Regions from separate parts of the Homo sapiens genome. Here regions 2 and 3 are each linked to region 1. The links are chromatin loops, found by intact Hi-C in ENCODE. Cell type or tissue: psoas muscle. All regions are shown on one strand.

The links. Hi-C counts contacts between places; a loop is a spot of excess contacts. Peaks named below come from ENCODE experiments on the same cell type or tissue, not always from the same donor. Only the 100,000 strongest peaks of a DNase experiment are listed, where the experiment ranks them.
Region 2: it touches region 1 in a loop (6-fold over the local background); 91 of 110 quality-filtered maps call a loop at or near these places.
Region 3: a loop joins it to region 1, with 2.6 times the contacts of the local background. A loop is called at or near these places in 15 of 110 quality-filtered maps.

Annotation. Positions count from the first base shown.
Region 1 is chr9:27,329,096-27,337,095 of GRCh38, reverse strand. MOB3B (MOB kinase activator 3B) reads left to right here. Exons shown (of 4, transcript NM_024761.5): 4 at 6,480-8,000. The coding sequence ends at 6,509. Among named protein-coding and RNA genes, the nearest start is that of EQTN, 36 kb to the right of the region's middle. In psoas muscle, a CTCF peak has its summit at 3,773 (motif pointing left); a DNase peak (open chromatin) is centred at 3,695; H3K27ac peaks cover 485 bases.
Region 2 is chr9:27,549,075-27,557,074 of GRCh38, reverse strand. C9orf72 (C9orf72-SMCR8 complex subunit) reads left to right here. Exons shown (of 11, transcript NM_018325.5): 8 at 279-514; 9 at 6,368-6,425. Among named protein-coding and RNA genes, the nearest start is that of C9orf72, 20 kb to the left of the region's middle. In psoas muscle, no CTCF peak of the experiment used is centred here; no DNase peak of the experiment used is centred here.
Region 3 is chr9:27,391,810-27,399,809 of GRCh38, reverse strand. The region is part of intron 2 of MOB3B (MOB kinase activator 3B); the gene reads left to right. Among named protein-coding and RNA genes, the nearest start is that of EQTN, 99 kb to the right of the region's middle. RefSeq lists an enhancer at 3,675-4,238. In psoas muscle, no CTCF peak of the experiment used is centred here; no DNase peak of the experiment used is centred here.

The DNA.
Region 1 (8,000 bases):
CCAGGTATGTCCCATCTGAGTGGAGATGGGGCTGACGGCAGGCCACAGGGCCAAGCTCGGGCACGGGGCCGGTAGCTGGGACTGAGGCTGCACTGCTGATTAATGGGCAGGGAGGCACTTTGTGAAACGTGCAATACCCTTTGACGGCCTTTTCCGGGGGACTCGCAGCTTTCCTCGTGTCTTTTCAGCAATATCACATTTGATTTTACCTTTAAAATGTATTGATGAAGCTGCATGATTGGAAAAGGTGCTGGGGGAGATGAATCTCTCCTACTTTCCGTTCTGTTTCCATTACTTCAGGGGTGTGTACGCATGAGTATACACGTGTGCGGGCGTGCTGTATTAGAGAGCCCAATTTCCTTTATATACGTGAACTCCTCCCCCTAGTAGCCACCATTAAACATCCAACGGCTTTAAAATGGTTAGTGAGAAGTACACAACATAATGTCAGATGTGGCCCTGAGAGAGGCGTACTGCTCACTGCCCTGCTTTAACCCGTTGGCTGTTTAATGGTGGTTACTAGGGGCAGGAGTTCACGTATATAACAGTCATTTTTCCAAAGTTTCCAGCACCAAGGGTCCTCCTGCTCCTTACCACACTGCGGAGCCTTCTACATCTCTTCATACTGCTTTTCTTCCTTGATTATTTTTTGTTTCAAGTATTTCTTCCTCCCCCTTTCTCCTGGTGTCTCAGAGTTAGCAGGAAGCTGGTAATTAAAAGAAGACATGGGTTTTGAAATGCTGCTGTGGTAGCTCTTCCCCCCCCTTATCCATTTTACAACAGAAACAAAAAGACTCACTCCTTTTCTTTTGCTCCTCCCTCCAGCAGAGTAATGAAAGCAGAATGTTGTTTGCTTGTTTTTGTTTTTGAGTCCACTAAATCATTATTGTTACACTGACTAGCTGGGTGAACTTGGGCAAGTTAGTTCAAATTTCTGGGCCTCCTTTTCCTCATCTGTAAATTAGAAAAAGTAATGCCTAGTTCATAGAGTTGTGAGAAAGTGCACAAGGTAAGTCTAAGTGCCTTCCCCATCGTAGGTATGAAATGCGTGTTTCCTTCCACCTCTCATTTTACTTGGGTCTGTAGACCTAATAAGTGTTCCTTTTCATTGGATTTCAGTTTAATTTAATATGTTTTAAGCACCTAGTATGTGCCAGGTCTTGAGCACCAGGGTCTACACAAATACCAGATAGGTTTTCTCTCTTCAAGAGCAGCCTGGTGCTGAAACCAGGAATGTGATAAACGGTCGCACAACAGTGTGAAAGGTGTCATGGGCACTGAGGGAATCTGGAAGAGGAGCACCTAGGATTCCTTGGGGACAGGGTGGGAGGGTAGAAGAATGTGTCCCTAAGGAGATGACAACTGGTCAAGAGCGTTAAAGGGTGTTGGCGATGGGAGAAGGGTGTTCTGGGAAGAGAGGAGCATGTGTATGGAAATCGTTGTGTGTTCCATGGGAGAGAAGGAGCGTCGGCCACCGATGGGGGATGAGGTTGAGTGCCTGAGAAGAGTCTAGATCAGGAACAGCATCGTATGTTACAGTGGAGACTTGGTTTGAAAACTACTGAAAGCCATTAATGGAGTTTAGGAGCATCATGAGATGATAAAGATTTTACCTGCAGCACATCAAGCCAGCTCTAAGAAATCCTGTGTACACAAATTGCCTCTTTCGAATCAATGTGAAGTCAGAGAGCCCACAGGCCAGCAGTCCAGTTCTGCCACTAATTAGTTTTGCCGCATTAGGGAAGTCACTTACTTTCCGATGGTCTGAGTTGCCACATCTCCGAAATTAAAGTGTTGGAGTAGGTGACACCCATGTTTCCTCCCAGCTATAACAGCAGCCTATGACTCTGTGATGATGTCACTGCTTTTTGGCGCTTGTTTCATAATTCCTAGAGTTAACTTATTAAAATTGCTGTGCAAGCATGATGACTGTCCCCTAGTAAACATCAAGTGTTCTTCTTCATATGTTCCATATGAAAATTAGCTTCTTGGGCCAGGCGCAGTGGCTCATGCCTATAATCCCAGCAATTTGGGAGGCCAAGGCAGGCGGATCACGAGGTCAGGAGATCGAGACCATCCTGGCTAACTACTAAAAATACAAAAAATTAGCCGGGCGTGGTGGCGGGCATCTGTAGTCCCAGCTACTCAGGAGGCTGAGGCTGGAGAATGGCGTGACCCCAGGAGGTGGAGCTTGCAGTGAGCCGAGATCGCGCCACTGCGCTCCAGCCTGGGGGAACAAAGCGAGACTCCATCTCAAAAAGAAAAAGAAAAAAAAGAATATTAGATTACTAAAATGTGTGATGATGTAGTGCAGTAAACTGAGAGCGTTGATTTCTTTGTAGTCTTGCCTAAGTCAGAGAGTATTTGTGTGACTTGGAATAAGTCATTTTACTTCTCTGGATCATTATTCCCTATCCTCCACTGACTACCAGTTATAAAAATGGGTACACTGAGGTTAGACTAAGATTTGACACTTAGAGTTCACGGAAGTTTGTTCAATGGCTATCAAGAACTTCTTCCAACTGCTAACAAGTACATAAAGAAGATTTAAATTTAAAAAGTGTTTAGATCAGAACAGAAAAAATTGAGTATCTTATGTAAAAGACAGGCTGATTTCATCCACCCCCACCGTCCCCACAAAAACTAGGCAAATGTCATTTTAACTTCATTTCTAAAGTGAAATATGATTTCAGATTGGAGTCTCTGTCTACTTTCCTTTTTGTTTTTTAAATAACCGGTCTTGTTTTCTTAGAAAAAAATTCATGCATATCAAAAATATCTAAAACTTCAGACTCCGCAAAGGACAAAAAAATTAGAAACAGAAAACATACACAATTGTATTCACCCAAAGATAAATTTATCATGTTGGACCCATATTTTTCTTTATATTTTTTCTCAAAATAACTGGATCAAACCATACATCCTGTTATACAATTTGAATAAAATATGCATCATACATTAATATACTAAAAAATATTAATGTTCTTCTCAGATTCAGGCAAAAATGAAATGATGAATTCCAATGTGATAGAATGCAAATGTGTGCAAAGTGATGGAGATACCCAAGAAAGGAGCTGACAATTGCATCTTAAAGGATGTCAAAATTTGCCAGGCAGAGAAGGGCAGAAAATATTTACCAGATATAAGAAAGAAACCACTAGAAACTGGCCAGTTGGAGACCTGGAGAAGTCTAGTTTGCCTGGCTGGTGTGGTGAGTGGGAGGGAATTCAGCAGGAGGTGAGCAGGGGGCGATGGGTCCTCTTTCTTTGACAGGCTTCAGAGGATGGAATTTGTTTTGTTGACAGTGGAGAACCAGGGACTTCATAGAATCAATTACTGCTTTATTTTAAAACAAATGAAACCGAGTGACCACAACCAAGATTCTACTTTGATCTTCTGTTAAAAACACATTTTGAAAAATTCAGGTGTTTTTGAAAATCTTCATATACAAGCCAAGCACAGTCACCAGGAACTTTCTCAGAAGCTTCTCATCACCTCAGCGGAAGCCTTTTAATACACGTTTTGGAGTTCTTTAGTGGCCTGCCTTAATACACAGGGCATTCAGTAACTCCAGCAATGGCAAATTCATTGTAAAGAGCACCCTGGGTAGAAGCTATTTTGGCCACACTCTCAGAGAGGAAGGAATGTGTTTGGCCCTGCTAGCCTGCGGGAGGGCTCTGATGAAGAAAGCGATGGAACCTAGCATTGCCATTTGTTTATTTAAACGAGTTTTTTTTTTTAACAGCTCATTGGCTCCACCCAGTGGGCAAGTGCTAGAATACAGCTTGCAGAGTCTTGCAGAGCTTTGAAGGATGGATCCAACTCAAATGTCTTTCCTGATGTTTCTGATCTGCTATTTCAACCATACATTCCCTTTATGAATTTAAGAGGCATCCCAGGAAACAGTTTTTATCCTGCATCTCAGTGACCTTGAATAAGTACCCTGTCCTCTCTGAAACTGTTACTCTGCTACTTAAAAAAAAACTCTGCCATATTTCTAGTGTCCATACTCTCTCAGTGGCATAATTGTTCTAGTATTTGCCCATTGTACCTATAATTCAAACTGGCATCAGTCTGGATAAAGAAAAAAATCTGGCATTTTGAAAATTCATGAATGACTGCAACCACCTATAATTATATATGTCAATTAATATATGCCAGTATTATCCGATTGCATATTCATAAGACTATCTTAGAGGCTTTAACCTACAATCACATGGTGTAGTAGAAAGAGCAAGCCTTTGCGGTCAGATAGACCTGAGTTTAAACCGTAGACCTGCAGCTTTCTATGTGACCTGGTAAGGTACTCTCCTTCCCTGAGGGTTTTTCCTCATCAATACAGTAGAGATGGCAAATCTTACTTCACAAAGTATAATATCTGTATAGCAGTAGACACTGGGACTGGCAAACAGCAGGCCTCTGTTTAATAAAAGCAGCGGTTACTGTTGAGCATTCTGTACCTTACCCATTTACCTTGAGCAAATAGCTTCTGCTCTGAAACTGGGATTCTTCCTCTGTCCATTGGAGGTCATAGTTCCCTGTCTTAGAGTTATACAGATGCAATGGTATAACCACCCCAAAGCACCTGGCATCTTATAGATATTTAACTATAGCTAGCTTCTTTCTTTTCAAAAGTACAGACCTATTGCAAATAATTAAGTTATAAAGCTAAAATTCTGTTTATCCCATGAACACACTTTCTCTCTCCCTACTTCTCTTTCTGTCTCTCTCAAACACACACACACATGCTCTTGTTGTATTCCCATCTTGTTTTCCTTGTCTGTGTCATCAAGAGTTAAGCCAAAAGCTGGGTGCAGTGGTTCACACCTGTAATCCCAGCACTTTGGGAGGCCAAGATGGGTAATGCTTGAGCTCAGGAGTCTGAGACCAACCAGGGCAACATGGTGAAATCCTGTCTATACAACAAACTTAAAAACTAGCCAGGTGTGGTGTTGTGTGCCTATAGTCCCAGCTACTCAGGAGTCTGAGGTGGGTGGATAGCTTGAGCCCGAGTGGTTGAGGCTGCAGTGAGCTGTTGCCACTGCACTCCAGCCTGGGCAACAGCAAGATCCTGTCGAAAAAATTAAAAATTGAAAAAATTAGATATACACATAGATTTGTAACTTCCTGTATTAATAATTATAGAGATGCAAAAGTGCCTAGATTCTGCCTTGTCTATTGTTATTTCTTTAACCAGCACATCTGTATGGTTTTCGAATAGAACGCTTCTCTGAACACCTTGGCACTCCCACACTCAGTCTCCTTTTTCTCGATGTTTCCTATTATATAAGGTGTGGCAGTCCAGGTCAGTATGCAAGAGATGTAGTAGCTGCAGTCAGCTCTGCAGCAGGTAGAACTTGGAAGATCGTTCATCTAACTAAAGTGACATGAAACTTGTCTTCTCAAGATGCTAAATGGCACAGGGCTCATTACTAGCCTGCTCCTCAGACCATCCTTGGAGATGAAAGAGGAGCCACTACCCTGGCACAGTGCCAGGGGCAGGGGCTACAAAGATGAAAGCACATGGGGCGATTCAATGAGTGCTTCTTTTTCCTGGCACTTAGTAGCGCCCAGTCTAGCAGGGCCAACAGACATGTCCAGAGCCCCAGTACACACACACACACACAGAGATGTACAAATTCATACACTGCATGTAAGAATCAATGTGTGCACAGGAGGAGAGAGTGGCTACCTCCACAGCGAGTGGGGCAGGAGTGCGGGAAGGTCTCCCAGCAGGTAAAAGTCACCTTACCTGAGGTGGAAAAATGAGTGGCAATTTGACAAATGAAGAGGGGCAGGCGCAGGATGTGGTAGCAGCGGACCATAGGCATGGGACTCAACCTGTGCGGAGCCCCAGGGGTAGAGAAAGGATGGCTATTCGGGATCTATAAATACCCACAAGAGCCAGGCAGGTGACGCATGTCAGACACTTTGGTGTATTATTCATTTCTATTTTTAAAAATGTCCTCCTTCCTGCTTTTCTTGACTTATACCCACTTATCCTTTATTTTTCCATCTTTGATTGAAACTTAAATCTTTCCCTACTCGAAGAAAACTAGCAGTCCAAATCCAATTACTGTATCAGTTCATAAGTGCTACATGGCTCCTGCTGGGAAGTCAGGTGGGAGTGGCAAGGACTGGGGCAAACTGGAGAGCAAATTCTTCTGCTGAAGAGGACAGCCATTCTTCAACTCCAGTTGTTCAGAAGCTCCAAATCTTGCAATTTCTCAGAAAAAGCAAGCAAGCAACCTGAATTTTGATACATGAGTCAAATTTTTAAACAGTGCCTTAATGGAAAAAAAAAATTCTGCAGAACAAACAGATGGAACATACCCTCATGCTAAGCCTTATTCATGGACCATGCTTGCAAGCTTTCATTTACAGGCTCTCGAGATTCCAAGAGCATTTTCAGGATCCTTCACCAAATCGTTGCTCTGCTTATAGTTTCTCCTAACCATCCTTTTCCCCTTGCTTTCCAGAAAGAAATGACGAGCAGGATGTGTCACTAATGCTCCACCTCACCCTTTGGAAGAAAGGAAAGCTGTTTCCTCCTGGTGCCCTGAGCGGGCAGGAGGTGGACCACCCTGGCTGAAATGACACACCTACTCCCAGGAACAGCAGAGGTGGAGGCAAGCAGTGACTCCTGAGAGACATTCCCCACTCACTTTGTGTGCTCTTAACCTTCTGAGTGCTGCTAGCCCAGACCTGTGGACGAGGCAGACCACAACGTGAAAGAAGGACCAGCCCCTTGACCGTTCTGGCTGGGGAATTGTCCACGAGGAAGCCTCTGCACTTCCACACATGGCACAGTTCTGCCTGTGACCTGCCGCCTAAGCTTTACTGGAATTCAGGTTTTGAGACTGAGATGCGTGTTCGTATTTTTCCACTTATCTGTCTTGTCAGCTGGCCGACTTCTCTGTGATTGGTTTTTTAAGTGCCGGGTGAATTTTGGACCTCTGGATGTGCAGCAAGTTTTTATGCAATAAGCCTTCCTTTCAGGTCTCTAAAAGCTCCTGCTCTGATCTGTGGTTTAACACTGTGCAGGGCTGTGGAGCTCTGAGACACCTGAACCCCTACCCATCCCCTGCACCTCCCTACTCTCCCTGCCGAGGCGTCCATAGCATTTCCCTAATAAATAGTTTTATCAGGGACACTCCATGGGGTGGCTTGTCTCTGCCCCAAACAGGGTCTTCACGTTCTAACTGCAGGGAAGAGACTGGTTACTAGCGTAAAGCTGACAAGTTACCAGTTCACCTGATCAGAATGTATTTTTTATAACCACCATCATTCCTTGTCTCTTCAGTGGAAGATATTCTTTCCTGTTTCCCAGAAGAGAGAAATAAAAGTCCTAAATAACTAAGAATGATCAGCGGGAGCGTTGGGCATGATTACTGCAGTGTTTGTTCTTTATTAAAGACAGGGAGTCGTGGCTGTCTCTACATAATACTAACATTTCAGTGAAAAAAGTACAATTGGTTATTTGGTACGTGTAGATTTAACACCCAGACGGCTGACTTGTAACCCTCCCCACTAGCCTTCTGAGCATTTAAACCCAGCCGTCATTCTCTCCCCACTCCACGCTCCCCACTCCTCTGCCACGTTATGTTACGGCACAAAATTAATTTCTGCCCCTGTGATTGGGCCACGGTTGCCAAGGTAACAGTGGAGCTGGAGCTAACTTCCTTCTTTCATCCTTTCCAATTTTTCTATTCCAGAAGACAGTCAGAATAATGCATTCTGTACTACATCCTGCCTTTTGAAACCTAAATGAGTTTTCGTTGATGAAATGTTGCCTTCTCTGATTCATTCACAAAACTGTGGTGGTTCTGACCACCTGTGACGAGGGGGGTCATAATACTTCCAGTGATCCTTTTAATTTAGCAAAATATTTGTCGGTGGAGGGAAGTAGATAAGAATGTATTAGTGTATTTTAAAGTAATAATGATTAAAGAATAACTAAATGACTCTGATTTTGTTTTATCAATCATAATGTGTTAAAG
Region 2 (8,000 bases), 220 kb before region 1:
CTTCAACAACTTCATCTATAGATGCCAAATAATAAATTCATTTTTATTTACTTAACCACTTCCTTTGGATGCTTAGGTCATTCTGATGTTTTGCTATTGAAACCAATGCTATACTGAACACTTCTGTCACTAAAACTTTGCACACACTCATGAATAGCTTCTTAGGATAAATTTTTAGAGATGGATTTGCTAAATCAGAGACCATTTTTTAAAATTAAAAAACAATTATTCATATCGTTTGGCATGTAAGACAGTAAATTTTCCTTTTATTTTGACAGGATTCAACTGGAAGCTTTGTGCTGCCTTTCCGGCAAGTCATGTATGCTCCATATCCCACCACACACATAGATGTGGATGTCAATACTGTGAAGCAGATGCCACCCTGTCATGAACATATTTATAATCAGCGTAGATACATGAGATCCGAGCTGACAGCCTTCTGGAGAGCCACTTCAGAAGAAGACATGGCTCAGGATACGATCATCTACACTGACGAAAGCTTTACTCCTGATTTGTACGTAATGCTCTGCCTGCTGGTACTGTAGTCAAGCAATATGAAATTGTGTCTTTTACGAATAAAAACAAAACAGAAGTTGCATTTAAAAAGAAAGAAATATTACCAGCAGAATTATGCTTGAAGAAACATTTAATCAAGCATTTTTTTCTTAAATGTTCTTCTTTTTCCATACAATTGTGTTTACCCTAAAATAGGTAAGATTAACCCTTAAAGTAAATATTTAACTATTTGTTTAATAAATATATATTGAGCTCCTAGGCACTGTTCTAGGTACCGGGCTTAATAGTGGCCAACCAGACAGCCCCAGCCCCAGCCCCTACATTGTGTATAGTCTATTATGTAACAGTTATTGAATGGACTTATTAACAAAACCAAAGAAGTAATTCTAAGTCTTTTTTTTCTTGACATATGAATATAAAATACAGCAAAACTGTTAAAATATATTAATGGAACATTTTTTTACTTTGCATTTTATATTGTTATTCACTTCTTATTTTTTTTTAAAAAAAAAAGCCTGAACAGTAAATTCAAAAGGAAAAGTAATGATAATTAATTGTTGAGCATGGACCCAACTTGAAAAAAAAAATGATGATGATAAATCTATAATCCTAAAACCCTAAGTAAACACTTAAAAGATGTTCTGAAATCAGGAAAAGAATTATAGTATACTTTTGTGTTTCTCTTTTATCAGTTGAAAAAAGGCACAGTAGCTCATGCCTGTAAGAACAGAGCTTTGGGAGTGCAAGGCAGGCGGATCACTTGAGGCCAGGAGTTCCAGACCAGCCTGGGCAACATAGTGAAACCCCATCTCTACAAAAAATAAAAAAGAATTATTGGAATGTGTTTCTGTGTGCCTGTAATCCTAGCTATTCCGAAAGCTGAGGCAGGAGGATCTTTTGAGCCCAGGAGTTTGAGGTTACAGGGAGTTATGATGTGCCAGTGTACTCCAGCCTGGGGAACACCGAGACTCTGTCTTATTTAAAAAAAAAAAAAAAAAAATGCTTGCAATAATGCCTGGCACATAGAAGGTAACAGTAAGTGTTAACTGTAATAACCCAGGTCTAAGTGTGTAAGGCAATAGAAAAATTGGGGCAAATAAGCCTGACCTATGTATCTACAGAATCAGTTTGAGCTTAGGTAACAGACCTGTGGAGCACCAGTAATTACACAGTAAGTGTTAACCAAAAGCATAGAATAGGAATATCTTGTTCAAGGGACCCCCAGCCTTATACATCTCAAGGTGCAGAAAGATGACTTAATATAGGACCCATTTTTTCCTAGTTCTCCAGAGTTTTTATTGGTTCTTGAGAAAGTAGTAGGGGAATGTTTTAGAAAATGAATTGGTCCAACTGAAATTACATGTCAGTAAGTTTTTATATATTGGTAAATTTTAGTAGACATGTAGAAGTTTTCTAATTAATCTGTGCCTTGAAACATTTTCTTTTTTCCTAAAGTGCTTAGTATTTTTTCCGTTTTTTGATTGGTTACTTGGGAGCTTTTTTGAGGAAATTTAGTGAACTGCAGAATGGGTTTGCAACCATTTGGTATTTTTGTTTTGTTTTTTAGAGGATGTATGTGTATTTTAACATTTCTTAATCATTTTTAGCCAGCTATGTTTGTTTTGCTGATTTGACAAACTACAGTTAGACAGCTATTCTCATTTTGCTGATCATGACAAAATAATATCCTGAATTTTTAAATTTTGCATCCAGCTCTAAATTTTCTAAACATAAAATTGTCCAAAAAATAGTATTTTCAGCCACTAGATTGTGTGTTAAGTCTATTGTCACAGAGTCATTTTACTTTTAAGTATATGTTTTTACATGTTAATTATGTTTGTTATTTTTAATTTTAACTTTTTAAAATAATTCCAGTCACTGCCAATACATGAAAAATTGGTCACTGGAATTTTTTTTTTGACTTTTATTTTAGGTTCATGTGTACATGTGCAGGTGTGTTATACAGGTAAATTGCGTGTCATGAGGGTTTGGTGTACAGGTGATTTCATTACCCAGGTAATAAGCATAGTACCCAATAGGTAGTTTTTTGATCCTCACCCTTCTCCCACCCTCAAGTAGGCCCTGGTGTTGCTGTTTCCTTCTTTGTGTCCATGTATACTCAGTGTTTAGCTCCCACTTAGAAGTGAGAACATGCGGTAGTTGGTTTTCTGTTCCTGGATTAGTTCACTTAGGATAATGACCTCTAGCTCCATCTGGTTTTTATGGCTGCATAGTATTCCATGGTGTATATGTATCACATTTTCTTTATCCAGTCTACCATTGATAGGCATTTAGGTTGATTCCCTGTCTTTGTTATCATGAATAGTGCTGTGATGAACATACACATGCATGTGTCTTTATGGTAGAAAAATTTGTATTCCTTTAGGTACATATAGAATAATGGGGTTGCTAGGGTGAATGGTAGTTCTATTTTCAGTTATTTGAGAAATCTTCAAACTGCTTTTCATAATAGCTAAACTAATTTACAGTCCCGCCAGCAGTGTATAAGTGTTCCCTTTTCTCCACAACCTTGCCAACATCTGTGATTTTTTGACTTTTTAATAATAGCCATTCCTAGAGAATTGATTTGCAATTCTCTATTAGTGATATTAAGCATTTTTTCATATGCTTTTTAGCTGTCTGTATATATTCTTCTGAAAAATTTTCATGTCCTTTGCCCAGTTTGTAGTGGGGTGGGTTGTTTTTTGCTTGTTAATTAGTTTTAAGTTCCTTCCAGATTCTGCATATCCCTTTGTTGGATACATGGTTTGCAGATATTTTTCTCCCATTGTGTAGGTTGTCTTTTACTCTGTTGATAGTTTCTTTTGCCATGCAGGAGCTCGTTAGGTCCCATTTGTGTTTGTTTTTGTTGCAGTTGCTTTTGGCGTCTTCATCATAAAATCTGTGCCAGGGCCTATGTCCAGAATGGTATTTCCTAGGTTGTCTTCCAGGGTTTTTACAATTTTAGATTTTACGTTTATGTCTTTAATCCATCTTGAGTTGATTTTTGTATATGGCACAAGGAAGGGGTCCAGTTTCACTCCAATTCCTATGGCTAGCAATTATCCCAGCACCATTTATTGAATACGGAGTCCTTTCCCCATTGCTTGTTTTTTGTCAACTTTGTTGAAGATCAGATGGTTGTAAGTGTGTGGCTTTATTTCTTGGCTCTCTATTCTCCATTGGTCTATGTGTCTGTTTTTATAACAGTACCCTGCTGTTCAGGTTCCTATAGCCTTTTAGTATAAAATCGGCTAATGTGATGCCTCCAGCTTTGTTCTTTTTGCTTAGGATTGCTTTGGCTATTTGGGCTCCTTTTTGGGTCCATATTAATTTTAAAACAGTTTTTTCTGGTTTTGTGAAGGATATCATTGGTAGTTTATAGGAATAGCATTGAATCTGTAGATTGCTTTGGGCAGTATGGCCATTTTAACAATATTAATTCTTCCTATCTATGAATATGGAATGTTTTTCCATGTGTTTGTGTCATCTCTTTATACCTGATGTATAAAGAAAAGCTGGTATTATTCCTACTCAATCTGTTCCAAAAAATTGAGGAGGAGGAACTCTTCCCTAATGAGGCCAGCATCATTCTGATACCAAAACCTGGCAGAGACACAACAGAAAAAAGAAAACTTCAGGCCAATATCCTTGATGAATATAGATGCAAAAATCCTCAACAAAATACTAGCAAACCAAATCCAGCAGCACATCAAAAAGCTGATCTACTTTGATCAAGTAGGCTTTATCCCTGGGATGCAAGGTTGGTTCAACATACACAAATCAATAAGTGTGATTCATCACATAAACAGAGCTAAAAACAAAAACCACAAGATTATCTCAATAGGTAGAGAAAAGGTTGTCAATAAAATTTAACATCCTCCATGTTAAAAACCTTCAGTAGGTCAGGTGTAGTGACTCACACCTGTAATCCCAGCACTTTGGGAGGCCAAGGCGGGCATATCTCTTAAGCCCAGGAGTTCAAGACGAGCCTAGGCAGCATGGTGAAACCCCATCTCTACAAAAAAAAAAAAAAAAAAAAATTAGCTTGGTATGGTGACATGCACCTATAGTCCCAGCTATTCAGGAGGTTGAGGTGGGAGGATTGTTTGAGCCCGGGAGGCAGAGGTTGGCAGCGAGCTGAGATCATGCCACCGCACTCCAGCCTGGGCAACGGAGTGAGACCCTGTCTCAAAAAAGAAAAATCACAAACAATCCTAAACAAACTAGGCATTGAAGGAACATGCCTCAAAAAAATAAGAACCATCTATGACAGACCCATAGCCAATATCTTACCAAATGGGCAAAAGCTGGAAGTATTCTCCTTGAGAACCGTAACAAGACAAGGATGTCCACTCTCACCACTCCTTTTCAGCATAGTTCTGGAAGTCCTAGCCAGAGCAATCAGGAAAGAGAAAGAAAGAAAGACATTCAGATAGGAAGAGAAGAAGTCAAACTATTTCTGTTTGCAGGCAGTATAATTCTGTACCTAGAAAATCTCATAGTCTCTGCCCAGAAACTCCTAAATCTGTTAAAAATTTCAGCAAAGTTTTGGCATTCTCTATACTCCAACACCTTCCAAAGTGAGAGCAAAATCAAGAACACAGTCCCATTCACAATAGCCGCAAAACGAATAAAATACCTAGGAATCCAGCTAACCAGGGAGGTGAAAGATCTCTATGAGAATTACAAAACACTGCTGAAAGAAATCAGAGATGACACAAACAAATGGAAATGTTCTTTTTTAACACCTTGCTTTATCTAATTCACTTATGATGAAGATACTCATTCAGTGGAACAGGTATAATAAGTCCACTCGATTAAATATAAGCCTTATTCTCTTTCCAGAGCCCAAGAAGGGGCACTATCAGTGCCCAGTCAATAATGACGAAATGCTAATATTTTTCCCCTTTACGGTTTCTTTCTTCTGTAGTGTGGTACACTCGTTTCTTAAGATAAGGAAACTTGAACTACCTTCCTGTTTGCTTCTACACATACCCATTCTCTTTTTTTGCCACTCTGGTCAGGTATAGGATGATCCCTACCACTTTCAGTTAAAAACTCCTCCTCTTACTAAATGTTCTCTTACCCTCTGGCCTGAGTAGAACCTAGGGAAAATGGAAGAGAAAAAGATGAAAGGGAGGTGGGGCCTGGGAAGGGAATAAGTAGTCCTGTTTGTTTGTGTGTTTGCTTTAGCACCTGCTATATCCTAGGTGCTGTGTTAGGCACACATTATTTTAAGTGGCCATTATATTACTACTACTCACTCTGGTCGTTGCCAAGGTAGGTAGTACTTTCTTGGATAGTTGGTTCATGTTACTTACAGATGGTGGGCTTGTTGAGGCAAACCCAGTGGATAATCATCGGAGTGTGTTCTCTAATCTCACTCAAATTTTTCTTCACATTTTTTGGTTTGTTTTGGTTTTTGATGGTAGTGGCTTATTTTTGTTGCTGGTTTGTTTTTTGTTTTTTTTTGAGATGGCAAGAATTGGTAGTTTTATTTATTAATTGCCTAAGGGTCTCTACTTTTTTTAAAAGATGAGAGTAGTAAAATAGATTGATAGATACATACATACCCTTACTGGGGACTGCTTATATTCTTTAGAGAAAAAATTACATATTAGCCTGACAAACACCAGTAAAATGTAAATATATCCTTGAGTAAATAAATGAATGTATATTTTGTGTCTCCAAATATATATATCTATATTCTTACAAATGTGTTTATATGTAATATCAATTTATAAGAACTTAAAATGTTGGCTCAAGTGAGGGATTGTGGAAGGTAGCATTATATGGCCATTTCAACATTTGAACTTTTTTCTTTTCTTCATTTTCTTCTTTTCTTCAGGAATATTTTTCAAGATGTCTTACACAGAGACACTCTAGTGAAAGCCTTCCTGGATCAGGTAAATGTTGAACTTGAGATTGTCAGAGTGAATGATATGACATGTTTTCTTTTTTAATATATCCTACAATGCCTGTTCTATATATTTATATTCCCCTGGATCATGCCCCAGAGTTCTGCTCAGCAATTGCAGTTAAGTTAGTTACACTACAGTTCTCAGAAGAGTCTGTGAGGGCATGTCAAGTGCATCATTACATTGGTTGCCTCTTGTCCTAGATTTATGCTTCGGGAATTCAGACCTTTGTTTACAATATAATAAATATTATTGCTATCTTTTAAAGATATAATAATAAGATATAAAGTTGACCACAACTACTGTTTTTTGAAACATAGAATTCCTGGTTTACATGTATCAAAGTGAAATCTGACTTAGCTTTTACAGATATAATATATACATATATATATCCTGCAATGCTTGTACTATATATGTAGTACAAGTATATATATATGTTTGTGTGTGTATATATATATAGTACGAGCATATATACATATTACCAGCATTGTAGGATATATATATGTTTATATATTAAAAAAAAGTTATAAACTTAAAACCCTATTATGTTATGTAGAGTATATGTTATATATGATATGTAAAATATATAACATATACTCTATGATAGAGTGTAATATATTTTTTATATATATTTTAACATTTATAAAATGATAGAATTAAGAATTGAGTCCTAATCTGTTTTATTAGGTGCTTTTTGTAGTGTCTGGTCTTTCTAAAGTGTCTAAATGATTTTTCCTTTTGACTTATTAATGGGGAAGAGCCTGTATATTAACAATTAAGAGTGCAGCATTCCATACGTCAAACAACAAACATTTTAATTCAAGCATTAACCTATAACAAGTAAGTTTTTTTTTTTTTTTTGAGAAAGGGAGGTTGTTTATTTGCCTGAAATGACTCAAAAATATTTTTGAAACATAGTGTACTTATTTAAATAACATCTTTATTGTTTCATTCTTTTAAAAAATATCTACTTAATTACACAGTTGAAGGAAATCGTAGATTATATGGAACTTATTTCTTAATATATTACAGTTTGTTATAATAACATTCTGGGGATCAGGCCAGGAAACTGTGTCATAGATAAAGCTTTGAAATAATGAGATCCTTATGTTTACTAGAAATTTTGGATTGAGATCTATGAGGTCTGTGACATATTGCGAAGTTCAAGGAAAATTCGTAGGCCTGGAATTTCATGCTTCTCAAGCTGACATAAAATCCCTCCCACTCTCCACCTCATCATATGCACACATTCTACTCCTACCCACCCACTCCACCCCCTGCAAAAGTACAGGTATATGAATGTCTCAAAACCATAGGCTCATCTTCTAGGAGCTTCAATGTTATTTGAAGATTTGGGCAGAAAAAATTAAGTAATACGAAATAACTTATGTATGAGTTTTAAAAGTGAAGTAAACATGGATGTATTCTGAAGTAGAATGCAAAATTTGAATGCATTTTTAAAGATAAATTAGAAAACTTCTAAAAACTGTCAGATTGTCTGGGCCTGGTGGCTTATGCCTGTAATCCCAGCACTTTGGGAGTCCGAGGTGGGTGGATCACAAG
Region 3 (8,000 bases), 63 kb before region 1:
ATTTGGGGACATATTAAATTTGAGATGCTAATACATTTTCAAGATAGAGAAGATCTCTTGGCAGTCAGGGAAAGGAGTCTGAGGCTTGGAAAAGAGGTTAAGATTGAATATACAAATTTGGGAGTTTATATCACTCTGTCCTTCAGATTAGCGGATGGGTTCAGAGACGTGCACAAGACAGTTTTCAAGATTTGTATTAATGGAAGGGTCTCCAGACCCCATCAGTGAAGGTCCACCTGGGTGTCTGAAATACTCTAAAACAGTTGTTCAGCAACTTGCCTCTCAGCCAAGTTCCTGGAGCTCTAACCTTCTCCCCAGTGCTTTCTGTTCCCTAACAGGGCAACCAGGTGGGAATGAGCTGAGTACAGGATGCTCACTGGCCCCAAAGCCATAATGGTCTGAAATTTGGCTTTTGCATTTCCACCTGCCCTTGTGTGCTTCGTCGTCTCCTCTCTTGTACTGCCCAGTGTGGCACAGGTATGCCATCTCTTTTATTTAATAGCCTATTTGCAGTTTCAGATGAGGCATAGCCTTCCTCCTGTGATTAATTCAGGGCCCCACTGGGAAGTGGGATAAGGCACCTGCCTCTTTTGCTGGAGGGTATTTTGAGAGCTCTATAAATTTGCATCTTGAGTTTATGAAAGAGAGAGATAGGGAAGAATGGAATGTCATTCATGCATGATAATAGTAGATCTCATGTGGGCTTGGTTTCCTCAGAGTTTTCCTCACTTAACTAAGAATAATTTATTTGACCTCCACTTGGGGACTCAATATTTTAAATATTTGAAAGAGTCTGTTTCCCACCCCCCTGCCCCCAGAACTCAGGTTGACTGCTAAAAAATTGCCATTTTGCAGATTAAAAAAAAAGTAGCCACCCATCAGCAATTGCATATAGTTTCAGCCTACTAGCAACTAGAGATGGGGATGCCTAGGTGAAGGTGACAAATTGTATATACCTTTTGAGTAATTTGCCACAACAGTCCCTGGTATCTCTCTTAGTAAATTCAGATTATACGTGACTTTTAAAAGGTATCACAGTATTTGATTATATGTAACTATTTATAGAAATACTTGGTGGTATTACATGGTCAGTATTTCTGCGTCACAGTGGTTTCTGCATCCCTGACATGGGTTCCACACTCACCCAGTCTCTGGTAGGTGGTACATGCACTGCTTGCTTTTCTACTCAGCTCTTTAAGTCTCAATCATGACTTCCAAATTAGCTCATGTAGTGATCCTGGTTTGAGATTCTCCATGAAGAGGGAATGAAAGACCTAATGTTTATTGTGCACACCTGCTCTGTATTAGACTCTGTGTCAAATGCTTTATGTCTACTGTGATCTTCAATTCTGAGTAACAACCTTACAGGTAGGAATTATTATCTTCATTTTTATAACTAAAAAAAGAAAACCATGAAGACTCTAGATTAGATAACTTGCCCTAAATTATCAAGGAGATAGTTGCCATTGGTTAGTTCTTGCTCTGAGCTACAAAATCCTCCAGAGCAAATGTTATATCCTGAAGGGAAGAAGGCAGTAAGTGAGATGACGATCCTTCTGCCCAGATTGGGAGGAGGGGTACATTTCAGGAGACATCTCTGTCCCACTGTGTGACATTGGATTCTGTTTCTCCACAATGAAATGAAGATAACAACACATGAGCTCCTCCCCGGGATGCTGTGTGATTAAAGGTAAATTTGCTTTAATTTCTACTGAGGTAACCCAGAATGCTGATCTGGGATTCCTGAAGAAGGCATGCCATAAATTTATCTTTGGATCCTCTATCAAAAGACGGGAGACTTGGGTAAAAAATTTATCAGTGGCCTAACACAGGTTCTTAACTGGGAGAGATTTGGAGACATCTGGCCATGTCTAGAGACACTTTTTGGCCCCTGGCATCTAACGGGTAGATACTACTAAACACCCTGCAATGTATGGGACAATCTCTCACAACAAACAATTATTTGGCCCCAAATGTGGATTGTGTGAGATTAAGAAACCCTGATCTAAAGAGTACTTGCAGAGAAATTGGTTTAGCCGATCTAAAAGAGCAAGTTAATTCCACAAACTATCAAGTACTTTGGAAGGATTTATTTGTACATAGAAGATTAGTATATTATGAATTATAAAATATTTAGTCATGAAAGCAATTCTTGGGAGGGAACTTCTGTTATTACTAGAATCTTGTGAGGGTTCTATGAACTAAAAAAATAGTATTTAAATAAGGAAAAAGATGTAGTCAAATTTCACAGATTTGCACTCATTAGAGCCATTGGAGGAGGTAATTACTCAGAATTAGTGAACACTTCAAAATATAGAGGCATTATTGGTTTATTCCCCTGTAATGTGTTGCTTTATATAATAATCAGTGGAGAGCCTATTGATTTGCATTTATTTGAGAGTTGTTTTCTATGTATTAACTCTATGCTGTGGTTCAATAGATGAAAAGCCTTATATTAAAAGGGGCTGTTAATATAGCAATCTTGATGATCTTTTTTTTTTTTTCTCTTTGCCACTTCTGTAAAACTCATAATCGTAGTGTCTCATCTTAGGCCTGCCACATGACTTGGAACGATTGAGTTATGGAGAATCTCTGCACCTCCGTATAGAAGAAATAGTATGAGGCATTTCTCTTGAACAGCGCTATCCTTCTTCCTGCATTTTCCCTCTTCCCCAACTTCTGTTGAACAAAGAAGAAGGACTGTCTTGTAGATGTTACTGTCCTATGACAAAGGTCTTTTCCACTACACAAAGAAAATTTGCTTGGAATGGGCCCAAAATATTATTTCCTTAAAAGCTGCTCAAAAAGATGATGAAGGCATCTTACCAAATATCAGGAGATTGTATTCTAGTTTGTCCTTGATTTGGTGTTTGGCCTTGCACAAGTCATTAAATGTCTGTCCTCCTTTTTCCTTACTGTAAAATGAAGAGGGTTAACGTGGATGGTTAAATGCGTTACCATTTTGAGATTGTAATAGCTAAGTCTTAGGGCACCTAGGATGCTAAAATTAACATTTTGCTCAGCCAAAAATCAGGCTGCCTTGAGGGTAAATGAATTTTATGGAGACACTGTGATAGTTAAGAAGAGGGCTGAACTTATTAGAAGAGACATGATGTCATCCTTATTCACAGACTGGAATAAATTCTGCCATATTCAGTGGGGAAGGAGACTAAATTTAGATAGTCAAGGTGAAATAGTGGTAGATAGTCAAGGAGAAATATGGGAAACATAAAGTAGTAAGGAAATATGATTAGAAAGGAAGAAAAAACAAGGTACATATCATTTAGGGCTCCTTGGTTGCAAGCAACAGAAACTGACTCTGACTAACCTGAGTAGGAAACAGGATTTATTAGAAAGAAGGTGACCTCAGAGTCAAATAATGATTCTGGTGTGTGTGAATTGGGGTGGATAGGAGTGGGCTTGGGGATAACCGATTGGCAAACTTGCCAGAGCCCCAGTGACTGAGGGAGCAGTTCCCCCAGGGACGAAAGCTATGAATAGAGAAGGGGGAAAAGGACTGCTGAATATAAAAAATAATACAAGAAATATAAATATTTCTTGAACAAGAAAATAAGAGAATTGCCTCAACCTACTGTCAGTGATACATCTGTTTGAAGCAAAAGAAAATGTGGTTTACTATTTTGGAGAAGGAAAAAAATACATGTAGGGAAAGTGTATCAGGAAAGGAACCTGAAATAAATTTAACCAAATTCATTTATTCTTGAGCATTTTTAGAGCCCTCCCCCACACCCCTACCTTAAGTGGCCAGGCACCTTGTGCTCAGTATCCAAAAAAGGTAACATAACCCCCGTCCTCAAAGCTCCCAGCCAGTAACACAATAATTGTGATTTCCTCACTTTTTGATTGTTCTGTACATGCCAAGCTGCTTGCTGAGTGCTTTAAAAGCATGTCTCATTTAATCCTGCAAGTGCTCCTTGAACGAGTCCTATTGTTATCTCCATTGTGTAGATGCCACTGAGGAGCAACAGAATGAGCCTAAAGTTAGAAAGCAAATCAGGCTGAGCCTGACTCAGCCCTGGTCAGCTTGGCTCCAGGACCTGGGCTCTTGCTACCGTTCTGTGTTGCCTTTCTTAGCAAGTAGAGGAGGAAAAAGAAAACAGAAACACAAAGGAAGGGACAACACACCCATATGGTATCTCCTGTTATTGACTAGATCACTGAGCGTTGCAGTATTTAAGGATTGAATCACATTCGCTCCCTGTTGATGCCTGCAATAAGTTATTAAAAACAGCCATGCACAATCAGTGAGCAGGCTAGCAACTGTTCCAAAGCAGGATAGAACCTGCCTCTCTCTGTCTGGGGCATACCAACCTATCAACAGTCTTTTTTTTTTTAAAAAATCTATTTATTATTTAATTGGCAAATAAAAATTATATGTATTTATGGTGTATAACATGTTGCTTTGATATATGTTTACATCGTGGAATGATTAAAACAAGCTAATGAACACGAATCAACTCATATCATTTTTTGTGGTGAGAACATTTACAATCTAGTCTCTTAACACTTTTCAAGTACATAATACAGTATATGCATTAACTATATGCAACACAGTATATAACACATCTTCAGAACTTTTTCCTCCTAACTGAAACTTTGTACCCTTTGATCAATATCTCCCCGCTTCAGCGGTCTTTTGATGCTTCTACAACAAGACATCCCGACTTAATGACTCCACAGATGACCTTTTCTCCACCCCCCAAACAAAGTACAGATTTCATGTCTAAATTTTTTATCCTAAGCCAAGATAAGAATGTTATTGTCTCTTCTGTGCCTGGACCTCTCATCAGCAGTGAATGGAAATCTCAATGATTAATACAATATTTTCAATCTAATAGAGCTGCTGGCTCACAGCCACTTGTCTTGAGACATCTCACTGTCAAAGCATGACTCTCAATACATGAAATATACAGTGGGCATCAAACTATATTCCCAGCTTTTAAGATAACATGATTTTCTCCTTTTCTATGTTTTACTAATTTTTATTAAAAAGTATGTTTACTTTTACAATAGAAAAAAAAAAGTCAGTTAAGAAGAATGCCTGCTATGCTGTGGTTAATCTAAAGTTAATTACTTCTCTGCCACCTACTCCTTTGTTTATAAAGGACTCTATTGTAGGTGCTGGAAGCATAAGTAGGTGTGACCGTCAGGTTCCTATACACTAAATCTAAATTTGCTGCCTACTCACTGGCATTTTGTGGCTTTTGTACCTTTTCTTCAAGCCTCCTTCTGGACACAGTTTATCCAATGGCTGGTATCATGTGGGTTTGTCAGTCTTTATAGCTCATTTGGGATTGCTTCTTTTGGTAGTTCTGTGTTTTGGAACTCTAGGCCTCTGCTTTTGTTTTCTTTTCCTTCAAATAGTCATTGAAGTCCAGAGTGTTGGCAGTGACCTTTGAAAATGTTTTTACAGCTTACAGAGACTTCCTGACATGTTTTATTAGCTCTTGGTGGTAGCTAATAAAGTGAGTCTTAGCAAAGCCGTGTAACATGACAGATTAGAGCCACTTCCAAAATAACCACTCACCAGAGTTATCTTGAAGGAGGCTTGACGACAGGATATTTGGCTACCGCTTTCTGTCCAGTTCAGCAGGGCATGTGTGATTACCTCTTGAAGAAGGGAGGTCATTCCTTTAGGAAATACAGTGACCAACTTATGATGAAAGAACCACAAACACTGAGAGCCCCCTGCACCAGTAAAACAGAGATGTGATTGCTGTAGGGATTGATTAATGAGTTATTCCACAAAACTTTTGCCTCCTACCTTCACAGAGTTAGAATATGAGCCAAAGCTGGTCATCTACCTTTTAAGAGGAGGAAAAGAAGTGAAAACAACCCTCCCTGAACACTCATGAGTGTTCAATAAGATCTCTCTTTTCTATCTTATCTTTATTTTTATTTTTTTACTTGGAGGAGTGGTTTAGCAAAATGACATGGAGTTTGGATTCTGGATTTCCACAGATCTGGATTCAAATCCTGCATCTGCCATTGATCAGCTGGGTGATCTTAAGCAAGTGTTCGCTTAAGACTTGGTTTCTTCATCTGGAAAGTGGGGATAATAATCGAAGGTTTGTTGTGAGGAATAAAATGTGGCCAAGTCTGTACACTGCTTAGCACAGTGCTTGACATGTAAGCACTCAAAGAATGTTAGCTATGAAGTTATTTTCTTAAATTCCTTGCAGAGCCATGTGTGAACTCTGTTTGTAGAATAATATTTATCTATATGCCTTCCTCCACCCAGGTCTACCATTTTGCACAACTCCTTGGGAACACAATTAGCAATGGGACATCATTCACATAGAATACAGTATCGATGGTGTCCTTCGAGTTCCACAACAGAGCAACTACCTCCTCATCCTCCACTTCCTCCTCTCTCTACCTCTCTCTGTTACACACACACACACACACACACACACTTCTCTGCACCCTATATAAATAATCATGCACTTCTCTGCACCCTATACAAACAAGCTTTTTAAGTTATTTTTGTGCCCTCTACAAATAATCACCTGGCCTATATTTACTTTGGGGAAATAACTTCTTCATAAATAGGCGTAACAGAAAAAGCAGAACTGACCTAGACAGCCTTTTAAACACCTATAGCAAGGATTTACTTGTACCCTGTGCATTTTGTGACAAACAAGGTGTAGAACTGCTATTTCAGATAGTCAGTAATAGCCAGGTATTAAGAATCTGTCTAATGTGAAACTCCGTCAGAATCTAAAGCAAGAGAAAAAAAGCTAAAAATAAAATGCTAGGGACAATCAGTTAATCAGCCACTTTTCCTCCTTTTTATCTCAAGCAACACTTTGTCTCAAGTCTGTCTCAAGTCCAACAAGGGTCTTAGTAGATTGTAAATCCATAGAAGACAAAACCAGGGAATGTGGACATTTTTTGAGTCCCTTCTGTATGTCAGTTGATTAATCCATGTAAGGTCATTAATAGTCATGACGATGATTATCTTTATTTTATAGATAAGGAAACCAAGACCAATTGGTTATGTAAGTGATGCCCAAATCACACAGCTAGCAAGAGGAAGAGCTTAGAATTGACTTTTTTATCTTTCCAAAACACTGGTCTCTCCACTGCCTGAGAGCTTCCCAAGTATCAGAGCTCCATTCATGAAAATGAATAGGACAGGACATCAAATGGCTCGTCTTTATTCCTACAGTTGTTCATGTAAAGGATTGTCTTTTATTCTGGGATTATAGCTTTCTTGTTTTTTTTCTTTTGTGGTGCAAAAATGCCCTTTTATGAAATGAGTGAGAGTTAGTGAGACTTTTTTAAGTGCCCTTTTGGCAACATAAACGTAGGCGACTTTATGTTGATCCCCTTGCCCAATTTTTAAAATTTCCTGGATTTTGAAACCCAGAAGTCTAGTCCTACTACGGTATACCATTTTGCTTTCCTCCAAATATTTGCAGATGTTTTAAACGTTCTCTTTGCATTATAGAATACTCTTACAACCTAGGGGCCTGCTATGCAGTTATTTCTCATTAAGCTTCAATGATGTTCAAGAATTACCTGTTCCCACATATGATAAAGAAAACTTGTTTCTTTATTTGAATTCCACCAAAAAATGGTTCTAAATAAGAATCCTCTAGAAAATGTATTAAAATATTAGATTCTGGAGCCCTGCCCTCAAAGATTGATTCAGTAGTTCTGGGTGAGACCCAAATTTGGATTTTTTGCAAGCCTCTGAGGGGATTCTGATGCTGCTTATATGGGGATAGTACTTCCAGGAACTCTTATAGAAAGGCATTGAATCTGATATGAAATTATCTCTCCTCTGCATTGAGAATTCTGTATTTTTGCCATAGAGACTTATAGAGGCATGGCATCATGTCAAGCTCAATTTTGTGAATTATATGAGATTTCTACATCTATTTTTGGTTAAAATACTGGAGCAGAATCATCTTATTTGCTTTAAGCACTTCCTCTCAAAATCAAATTAAGTAAAATTAATCTCTTCGAAGAAA